Linked DNA regions of Homo sapiens: region 1 is linked to region 2. Evidence: chromatin loops called from intact Hi-C (ENCODE). Cell type or tissue: endothelial cell of umbilical vein. All regions are shown on one strand. Each heading gives the region's core, and the rest is flanking DNA. Links, peaks and the distances in the headings are about the cores only.

Evidence for each region. A loop is a pair of places that touch in the nucleus more often than their neighbours do. Peaks named below come from ENCODE experiments on the same cell type or tissue, not always from the same donor. Only the 100,000 strongest peaks of a DNase experiment are listed, where the experiment ranks them.
Region 1: a loop joins it to region 2, with 4 times the contacts of the local background. A loop is called at or near these places in 1 of 110 quality-filtered maps.

What each region holds. Positions count from the first base shown.
Region 1 is chr2:176,417,621-176,423,005 of GRCh38, reverse strand. No RefSeq gene overlaps it. Among named protein-coding and RNA genes, the nearest start is that of NRAL, 87 kb to the left of the region's middle. In endothelial cell of umbilical vein, for the core only: no CTCF peak of the experiment used is centred there; a DNase peak (open chromatin) is centred at 3,195; H3K27ac peaks cover 2,399 bases.
Region 2 is chr2:176,516,667-176,522,051 of GRCh38, reverse strand. No RefSeq gene overlaps it. Among named protein-coding and RNA genes, the nearest start is that of NRAL, 12 kb to the right of the region's middle. In endothelial cell of umbilical vein, for the core only: no CTCF peak of the experiment used is centred there; a DNase peak (open chromatin) is centred at 3,031; H3K27ac peaks cover 1,148 bases.

The DNA.
Region 1 (5,385 bases), core at 94-5,093, 99 kb after region 2:
GAGCTCATCTCCAAGAAGTGAATATAACATCTACCCATCATATTCACCCACCTCATCCACGACACCCAGCAAATGAGATGACACGTTGAGTACTTTGAAGATGGCACATCAAACGTACAGTGCCTTGGAGAATTTCACTGCCCAGGTGCTCCATCTTACACAGCACTCTCTGGAGCAGCACTGAGTGGCAGAAAGTCACTTGTGGCCTTTGGGGCCAGGTGGGCCCAGTTTGAAGGCCAAATCAGCCACTTATAAACTGTGAAATGAGTGACATTACTGAATCTTCCTGGGCCTCAGTTTCCTCATCTGTGAACTAGAGAGAATGTCACCTTCTTTACAAGATCACTGGGGGCATTAAATGATAAAATAAATGTCGAAGTTGTAGCTTTTCAGTGTTAAGTCTCTTTCCCCTCACCCTCATCTGTCACAACACCCACCCCACCCCTCTGCTTCTTTGAAGGATCACAGTGGCTTCTCGCTGCCACTGGGCAACATTTTTATTTTCTGATACAAGGACTCCTTTCTGAGACAAATGTCAGAAAACTCAATCTAAACTACTTCAGGAAAAAGGGAATTCATCAGGTCACATAGCTGAGAGGACCACGGGTAGAACCAGCTGCAGATCCAGCCAGACTGGGCCTTACAGTTGTCGCCAGGACCTAGCTCAACTCTGATTGGACTATTGTGGGTCATGCACACACCCTGAAATGATCCCTAGAGTCAGAGGATGTGAGGCTAGATTGGCCAAGCTAACAAGTTAACACCCATGGGTGGTACCACAACAGTGCCCATCCTGAGCTGAGGAAATTAAGGTGGCAAATCTCTGCTTTGAGTTGGGATGGTGGTTAGAGTCCAGCATTTTAGTGTCTGAGGGCGAGGAGAGGGACACTACTACAGGGAAAACAGAGAGGGGATATTGGAGAACCCAGGACAACTTCAGAAGTCTTCACTATTTTTGCTCTGGCCCAGTCTTGTTGATCTGGGTCCCAGGTGAGGGCACAGGCTCTCAGCTGTCTGGCTTCAGTTTCCTTGTCTGTGAGAAAGAAAGAATGATCGTCTTAAGCAAGTCAAGAGCCTAAGACAGTGCTTGGCTCCTGTAAGCACTCAGTAAGGGTTCTCCATTAACAGAGATCATAGGGGAAGAGCACCCATGCATGGCCATGGGTATTAACATTGAGCTGAAAGCGAATGACTCAAGCTGCGCCTGTGGAAGCCTCTTAGGAGAAACAACAACCCAAATCTGGCACTCTGAATTTCCAAATTCCCTGGGATGTGAACAGAAAACTTTGTATTATATATATAAAAAAATGCAATTAAAATAGTAGTTAAAAGTTTTGAAAAGAAAGAATGACTATTTGGCTGTTTACTTAGCTCTTCCATGAATGTGCACCTAGTATGCATTTCATTAAACAAGGGAGAGCTAGTGCTGTGCTAATTGCATACCTGGCCGCAGTATTCATTACAAAAGCCTCTTAATCAGATGGTTAGCCTGAGTGATTCCCCTTGGAAGGTGACCTGCGTAGTATCTAAAAATACTCACATGTCCCAGCCAGGTTGATGGAGGGCAGGAAGTGTAACCTTTGACCAGGCAAGTGGTAACAATGTTGCCCTTTCTGCAACCAAGAACCAAAGGAATTAAAATTGAGTCAGTCACCAAGTAGACTGCATTTAGGGTCCCCTATAAATCTCTCTGAAGCATTTACCAAAACGTTTACTTTTCCTAGTAATTTAAAACGAATGGGAAAAGGCTTTGTGCCAAATATTGAAAAAACAAATTTGGTTCCTTCATCATTCCGTTCCAGCAGTCTATGTCTTTACTTTGTCTTAGAGTGCACTTTACTGAGCACTTTCTTGATTTGATAATGATATGCAAATCATGATTAATCATTCCACAAATTAAAGATATTTCTGCTCCTTCAGCTGGTTACGCTGAAATTATTCTTCAGTGATGTACATATGTAGATGGCATTGAATTTCTCACATACCAAATAAAGCAGAGATGATAAAAACTCATTTCATGTAATTTACTTTAAACCTCCTTTTGTTGTCTATGTCCCCTTTAATAATATTCAAATTGTGTTTTGCAATGCCACCAAGAATCTGAGTGGGACACAAGGGACCCAATTCTGCGGCTGTTCCTGTTTGTAGTTATGCTGTTTATTCCAGGGGCAGGGGTAGGGCTTGGATGGAGATGTTCTTTGGCAGTTAGGCTACAACTAAGCAAATGTGAGTTATAAACGCAACTCAAACTTGATTTTTGGCTTTGTCCTGTATGGTAAGGTTTGGCTAAGACAGCATAAAGATTTAGTTCAGATTGTAACTCCTTTTTGTCTGACCTTCCTTTCTCAGATGTTTCCGCATTGACTCGGACTGCTTAAAAACTGATGCAAAGTAAATGCAGCTTTGATAATGCTTCCTACTTTGACACTACATCACGTTATCCTTCTCAAACAAGGTATTGATTTGAAAATTGGTTTCCTGACTTCTAAGTAATTGTCAATTCTTTTTTAAATGGAGTTCCTGTCTACTGAATATATATTCCCTTGTTTTTTTCTCCTTCTATAAATGAAGCACATTCTGAATCTCTCAGAATTATTCTTAAAATAAAACAATGGAGGAAAACAAATGGTATTCTGGTTCATTCCCAGGAACTTTCTCTACTGCTTCACAAGAATTCTCTCAGCACCTCATGCTCTCACTTCCTGTTAGCCCTAAACTTTAACTTCAAAATCATCCTGACATATAGCATTGGTCTAGCTATAGAAAAGATGGTTTTGTTTTCATACAGTAAAAATTTCTGTTTGGGTTTTATATTTGTTTCATTCAGATGTCCCCATTTCATTGATCTCTACCCTATAGGCACTGCTGTATAAACAAGAATTTACCTTGCTTTTAAATTTCACAGAGTATGAAATTTCACTCTGAACCTTAAATACATTATCAGAAACGTGTTAGGCATGCTGTGTGGGTGTACAAACTACTAGTGACAGATTGGGAAAAAATCTGAGGGTCTAGGTTATTCTCAGAATGTCCAAATTCTATTTGTTTGAGTCATTACTGGGAAGCTTGAGATTATCCTTTAGTAAACATCCAAGTAAATGGAACTTCCTCTGCAATGAAAAGGAACATTCTCTGCCCTTAAAAGTTATAGAAAAGTAATGGAAAAATAATAGCTAGAGTATGGTAAGCTACAGTGAGTGTTTCATTCAGGCTCTACCATTGCTGCCCCTCAGACCTGCCCTCTCTTCCGGCAAAGCCTGTACACCGCTTCCTGCTGTTCAGGGCCCTCTGAGTTGGCTTCATGTTATTTCTCTGTAGCAGTGCTGCAGTTTATTAATGTTCGTCACATGCACAACAGTGTTTCTGGAATGCTGGCAACATTGCCTGTAGACTCAGGCAATCAGGGCCTCTGCCCTGGGCCCCACAATATACACTGTTTGCCCTGGTCACATTCCTCCATTTCTAGGCCCTGCTCCAGGTACCCAAGACCCCAGAATTCCCTGTCCAAATGGCTTCAAGGAGGAGGCACAGGACCAGCTGTGGTTAAGTGGAAGAGGATGGAGCTTGAGTATGAAACTGGGGTGTCCAGTGTGGGAAGAGAGAAGGGGGTGGCCCAAGGCCTCCACTAGCAGCTTTGCCTGAGGCCCCGTATGCCAGGTGTTCCATGGTGATGAGTGGAGATGGTCACAGCACACCTAGAGCCTCTGACCTGGCTGGGGAGATGGATGTAAAAAAAGTAATCGGAAGGGCAAGGGGTTCTGCAAATGAGAAGCACGGGGTGCTATTGGAGTCTCTGACATTGAGGAGGCAACCCAGGCTGAAGCTGGGTGGGTAGAGGAGAGTAGGGACACTCTCTCCACAGAAGCCCCGTCACAATATCCACCCACAATTTCCTGCGTGCCAAGCCAGAATTCATACACTAGGACTCAGATGTGCAAAACCTATAACCTACTTTGTTATGCGTAAGTCTGATGTGCCGAGATACCTTTATCTCTCTTTATCTCTTTGCATTTCAAGGCCTCTTTTCCAGTCTAACTCATTCTCTTTCACGTTTCCTTAATTGACAAATATGCACTTTTCTTCCAGCATCAGTGGTGTGGTGTCTTAAGGGCAAGATCTTTTTTAAAAAACAAAGAAAGCCATTCTAACTGGGTGAGATGGTATCTCATTGTGGTTTTGATTCGCATTTCTCTAATGACCAGTGATGATGAGCTTTTTTTCATATGTTTGTTGGCAGCATAAATGTCTTCTTTTGAGAAGTGTCTGTTCATATCCTTTGCCCACTTTTTGATGGGGTTGTTTGTTTTTTCTTGTAAATTTGTTTAATTCCTTATAGATTCTGGATATTAGCCCTTTGTCATATGGATACATTGCCAAAATTTTCTCCCATTCTGTAGGTTGCCTGTTCACTCAAAGTCAGGAAACAACAGATGCTGGAGAGGATGTGGAGAAATAAGAATGCTTTTACATTGTTGGTGGGAATGTAAATTAGTTCAATCATTGTGGAAGACAGTGTGGCAATTCCTCAAGGATCTTGATCCAGAAATACCATTTGACCCAGCAATCCCATTACTGGGTATATACCCAAAGGATTATAAATCATTCTACTATGAAGACACATGCGCACACATATGTTTATTGCAGCACTATTCACAATAGCAAATACTTGGAACCAACCCAAATGCCCATCGATGATAGAAGGGATAAAGAAAATGTGGCCCATATACACCATGGAATACTAAGCAGCCATAAAAAGGATGAGTTCATGTCCTTTGTAGGGACATGGATGAAGCTGGAAACCATCATTCTCAGCAAACTAACACAAGAACAGAAAGCCAAACACCGCTTGTTCTCACTCATAAGTGGGAGTTGAACAATGAGAACACATGGACACAGGGAGGGGAACATCACACACCAAGGCCTGTCAGGGGGTGGGGGGTTAGGGGAGGGATAGCATTAGGAGAAATACCTAACATAGATGATGGGTTGATGGGTGCAGCAAACCACCATGGCACGTGTATACCTATGTAACAAACCTGCATGTTCTGCACATGTATCCCAGAACTTAAAGTATAATAAAAAATAGAAAAAAGTGTAATAAAAAAAGAAAAACCAAACAAAGAAAGCTACTCTTTTCTCACAAACTGTACAGTATAAAATTTTAACCTGTTTCCCATGTCAGGTGTAGCTTAACTCCCTGCTCCAAGACCTTGAGCAAGTCATCTCACCTGTAAACTGAGAACAACCTCTATCTCTGATAGTTGGTATGAGGGGTAATGGTATAAAACATTTAAAGCACATAGCTCAGAGCCTAGAATAGGCTAAGTGTCAGAAAATGTTCGTCATACTTCTCTTAGAAACCCAGACTGTTTTTTGAAAATTTTT
Region 2 (5,385 bases), core at 68-5,067:
CACTATTGTTCTCAACTTAGAGTTAGTTTTCTGCTCAGGATAAATTAATGACATCATATAATTCACTTTAAAAATGTTTATTTCCTAAAGCTAAAGGCCAATTAAATGTATTCTTTAAAATAAACAGCATCCCAAATTCCTTAGAATTATATGGAAATAAATCATATTTTATACCATCACATGTACTGCCTAGTATAGGGCTGAGATAAAACAGGATTCCTATAAAATCTCTAATATACAATTTTATTAATGAAAAATGGTGGAACATACGTTGTCAACCAGTATAGGAGAAGCAGAAAATGATCTCCTTGTTCTAAATCTGAAAGCCCTGATTTAATGCAGGGCCTTGCGGTAAGATTTAGTTGACTATCAGATGCTTGGGAACTGTCAACTCAGTTTAATATCTAGAGAAGTTCTATTTTCAGAGATGGTGAGACAGGTTTTTTCAGATGAAATCTCCTGCAGAAAAAAACTAAAAATATATAATAAAACATTAATTTAAAAAGTTTCACAAAAATGTCAACAAGCTGACAAAGCTGTAAGGAACTACCAGGCCCAAACCTAAGAGAAAGAGGGAAGCAAGAGAGGAAAGCAAGACCTGAGCACCACAGACGCTTTTATGCAGAAGACATCTGCTGAACTTTGTTGGTCTTATGCAGAGGTGGGCAGAAGTTAAGGCTCAGGGCCAATGCAAGAAGGAAGTCTGAGGAAAAAGTCCTTCCTCACATTAAATGGGGCCCAAAGACTACACCCTCAGAATAAGTATCAACCGTAAGTCAATTAGCCTCTAATACATCCAGAGGTAGAGAAAGGAAGGAAAGCGGGGAAAAAGAAAGAAAAAGTATCCATCTCTGAGACTTTATAGCCACAGGCCACCCCTGATGTGAATTTGCACCTGGGTTTGTTTTGCCTGGAGCTTCCAAGGAGCCTCAACTCCTGAACTTGTTTAAGGTGGTCGAGGATTAGTAATGCTCACAAGTGCCAGGCAGTAGCAAAACTTCTCTGGAGAAAGGCACCTTCATGATAGGCCCGAAAGACACTCACAAATAATTTTCAAAGGCAATGACTAGTACATGCATAAAACTTACTAAACACACAGAAACAAGGTACCTCGAGCAAATCTGTTATCTGCTGAGTAGCCCTAAGCTGTGCGCAACAGAAGGACGATCACTAGGAGAGGAGGGGACACCGTCCCAGCCCCACCAGGGCAGGTGTCTTTTAATACATCTACTATTTGTAGAAAAGTTTCTGCAGCTAAAAATGGTTAAACACTGCAGTGTCATGGAGCTGCAAATATTGGGATTTCTTAATTATGTGACTCATAGGTGCACCCAGTTTTCTGACAATTAGGAAGCCAAACAGAGTAAAAGTCATCAAATTCCTTCAGACAAGAACCTAATCTGCTTGGGAACAAACTATATGTTTAAGGAATTCAAAGAGCATGTAATTTTCTTTAGAATCTAAGAAAAAAACACAAACACTTGACAAGGGGAAAGATTTAGTATTTGGTCCATTTAAAAGGATAAAATTTTAAAAACTGAGGTGAGAAACAGGATCCCAGGTGATGAGGTCCGAGGCAACACAGGGAAGCAGCCCGTGGTCTCCTCGGAAGTTCTGTATGGCTGATATCATTAGTCCAACTGCTATTAATATAACCTGAATTCCTCAGTCCTCCTGATTTTGTTCATGTGTTTTAGATTTGAAAAATGTGTTCTGTCAGAATTATTTGCCCTTAATTTTTAAAATCGTGTGTTTTAGGGTCAATTTGATCTGCATGTTTTCTATTTTCTTATAATTAAACCAGCAAAATGTTCTTTAAAAACTATTTGATGTCCACAAAATCTTCTGAGGCCTTTCAACAAGCTTCTTTAAAGCATTTATATCCCACTTAAAAACAGAAGTTGCGGGCCGGGTGCGGTGGCTCACACCTGTAATCCCAGCACTTTGGGAGGCCAAGGCAGGTGGGATCACAAGGTCAGGAGATCAAGACCACCCTGGCAAACACGGTGAAACCCTGTCTCTACTAAAAAATACAAAAAACTAGCTGGACGTGGTAGTGGGCGCCTGTAGTCCCAGCTACTTGGGAGGCTGAGGCAGGAGAATGGTGTGAACCCGGGAGGCAGAGCTTGCAGTGAGCAGAGATCATGCCACTGCACTCCAGCCTGGGTGGCAGAGGGAGAGTCTGTCTCAAAACAAAAACAAAAGCAAAAACAGAAGTTGCACTGTGTCATGGGTGACCTAATGTAGAAACCAAGAATCCCCTTAAATTTCAAAAATCTTCACATCTGAATAATTTTTGAACTTGAAGAAAATGAGTTCACCCATTGCTAAACTCTGTGTTGCTCAAGAAGACATTTGGAGCAAAGATGAGTTCCATAAGAGGAAAAATCAGGGCTGTGATTTCAGCTAAGGCCCCTGAGGAATAGCTGGAAGCCTAGCTTGTTACATTGCTGTCTACAGAAACAAGGAAAAACTCAAATGTACCAAATATACATCAAATGTTTGACAGGACTAAAGAAATATCATGTCCATATGAAATAATATTCGTTCATGGCTTTAAGAAAACAATAGAATATAAATACATGGATTTCAGCACATCTAATTTGCGCTCTAGTCTAATGCTTTGTTCTTGGCAGCCCATGGAGAATTCTTAATAAATTTACCAACACTGAATAATTAATTCCTCATAAAGGGTAAATGAAATCTGTTGTTCTAACACTAACTGCCGTTACATAGAACTATAGCTTTGCGGTAACAGGGCCAGTGGGTGAAGAGGGTCTTTTGTAGATGGTCATATGGAAAGCAAGCCAGGAAAGTGAGCCTGGTTCTGTAGAAGACTCTCTACCCTGCTCTGCTGGCGTTGACAACAGTCCAGGAGCTGAGCAGCGCTGCAAGGGAAAGCTCTCCAGCCAGCCTCCAGGGTACATTCAGCAGGCATTTCCAGAGAACCTATAAATACCTCTGTCCTGAGCAGCTCCCAGCTCTTGGAGTATGAAGGCCTGTTATCACCAAGCATCAAATACAGAGCAGACAGGATGCAGGGGCTTCCCCAGCAGGGGAGCTGGCACACACGAGCTCTAAGGAAAAGGGATCTAAGTCCATTTCCTGCAATTGTTAGAGAAGGATGGCAGCCTGGCCCATGAGTAGGTTAGAGTCCTATGTGCATTACTGCTCTCATGTGATGGCGAAGATCCCAGTTTATCTGGGCCTTCTTCTACAGAGAAACCCTCTGCATAGGTGCCTAAAAGAATAAAAGTTTGATTTTTCTATTATAGTTAATAAAATAACTCATACTCATAGAGTGCTTCACAGTTTGTAAAGCCCTAACACCTGCATTAAATCTCATTGATAATGAGATAATGATTTTCTCATTGATAGTGTAGATTTTAATCACAACAATAATAGTAGCAATAACAAGCATTATTAGAACAAGTGAGTTTTAGCAAAGTTGCAGGACACAGAGTTGATAAATAAAAATTAATTGTATTTCTACATACTATCAACAAATAATTGGGACCTTTAAACAGCTTTATTAAGATATAATTGACAAATAATAAACTGTACATAAAGTGTACAATTTGGTAAGTTTTAGCATACATGTGTATACATATATATACATATACACACACATATATATGCACACCCATGAAGCCATCACTATAATAAAAAAATGGACATACCCATTATCCTTAAAAGTTTTCTTGTGTCCCTTGGTAATCCCTATCTGTTTTCCCTCTATACCCTTTTCCCGCCCCATTAAGACTCAAAGTTGTCTTGTAGCTCACTGATGCTCTATTCTTTTTAGTTTTTCAGTAAGTTTTCATCTCTGAGTTTCATTTTGGATGGGTGCTATATTTTCAAATTTACTTTTTTTAAATTTTATTTATTCATTTTTTTGAGACAGAGTCTTGCTCTGTCACCTAGGCTGGAGTGCAGTGGCGCAATCTCAGCTCACTGCAACCTCTGCCTCCCTGGCTCAAGTGATTCTCCTGTCTCAACCTCCCGCATAGCTGGGACTACACGCACACACCTCTACGCCCAGCGGAATTCCCTGAACTCCCATCTCTGTTTACTCAACTCAGGGCAACTGCTGGGCCCTGCCTGGGTTGCTGCTCCCTCTGCCATGACCTGGTGGTGAGCTGGGCTCTCCTCACTGTGCTGCATCACTCAGAAATCACTGTCTTTCAATACCTGATGTCCCATGACTTGAAATCCATTGTTTGATATATTCTGTTCAGCTTTTTAGCTGTTTCAGTTGAGGGGATAGATCCAATCCCTGTTTACTCCACTTTGGATGGAAGCAAAAGTTCTACAATTTGAATTTGAAATTGAAAAAAAAAATACTAATACAAAAACATCAAAAATATAAAACTCTGGCCAGGTGTGGTGGCTCACACCTGTAATCCCAGCAATTTGAGAAGGCAAGGTGGGTGGATTGCTTGAGCCAGGAGTCGGAGACCAGCCTGGGCATAGTGAAATGCAATCTCTACAAAAAATGCAAAAATTAGCCAGGTGTGGTGGCATGTGCCTATAGTCCCAGCTTCTTGGGAGGCTGAGGCAGGAGGATTAATTGAGCCTGGGAAGTCAAGGCTACTGTGAGTCGACATGGCACCACTGCACTCCAGCTCAAAATCTATGTATATAAAATCTTAGGAAAAAATGCAAAGTATGTAAAATTTTACACTGAAAATTATAATACATTTTTGACACAAATTAAAAGTGGACCTAAATAAATGGAGAGATGAACCGTGTTCATATATCAGAAGACACAATATTGTTAAGATATCAGTTCTCCCAAAATTGATCTATTGATTCAATGCAATTTCAATCAGACCCCAAGAGGTATCTTTGTAGAAACTGAAAAGCTGATTTTAAAACACATACAGAAATGCAAAAGAAGATGTAGAAAGTTAAATTATTCTGGAAAGAAGAACAAATTTGGAGGATTATGATAACCATTTTCAAGACACGTTATAAAACTATAGCTGGGCACAGTGGTGTGGACCCGTAGTCCTGGATACTTGAGATGCAGAGGCAGGAGGATTGCTTAAGCCTACAAGTTCAATGCCAGCCTGAGCAACACAGTGAGATTCCATCTAAAAAATAAAATTACACACACACACACAGACACACGCTACAGTAGTAAAAATGGTGTAGTATTGGTGTGAATATAAACATATAAATCAATGAGATAGACAGTCCAGAAATGGATCCTCATATCTATAGCCAACAGATTTTCAATAAAGGTGCCAAGAAAATTCAGTGTGGGAAAAGGTAGTCTTTTTCAATAAATGGTCCTGAAAAAATTGATCATCCATATGAAGAAAAACACTTAGACTCATACCTCATGCCATATACAAAAACTAACTCAAAATAGATCAAAGA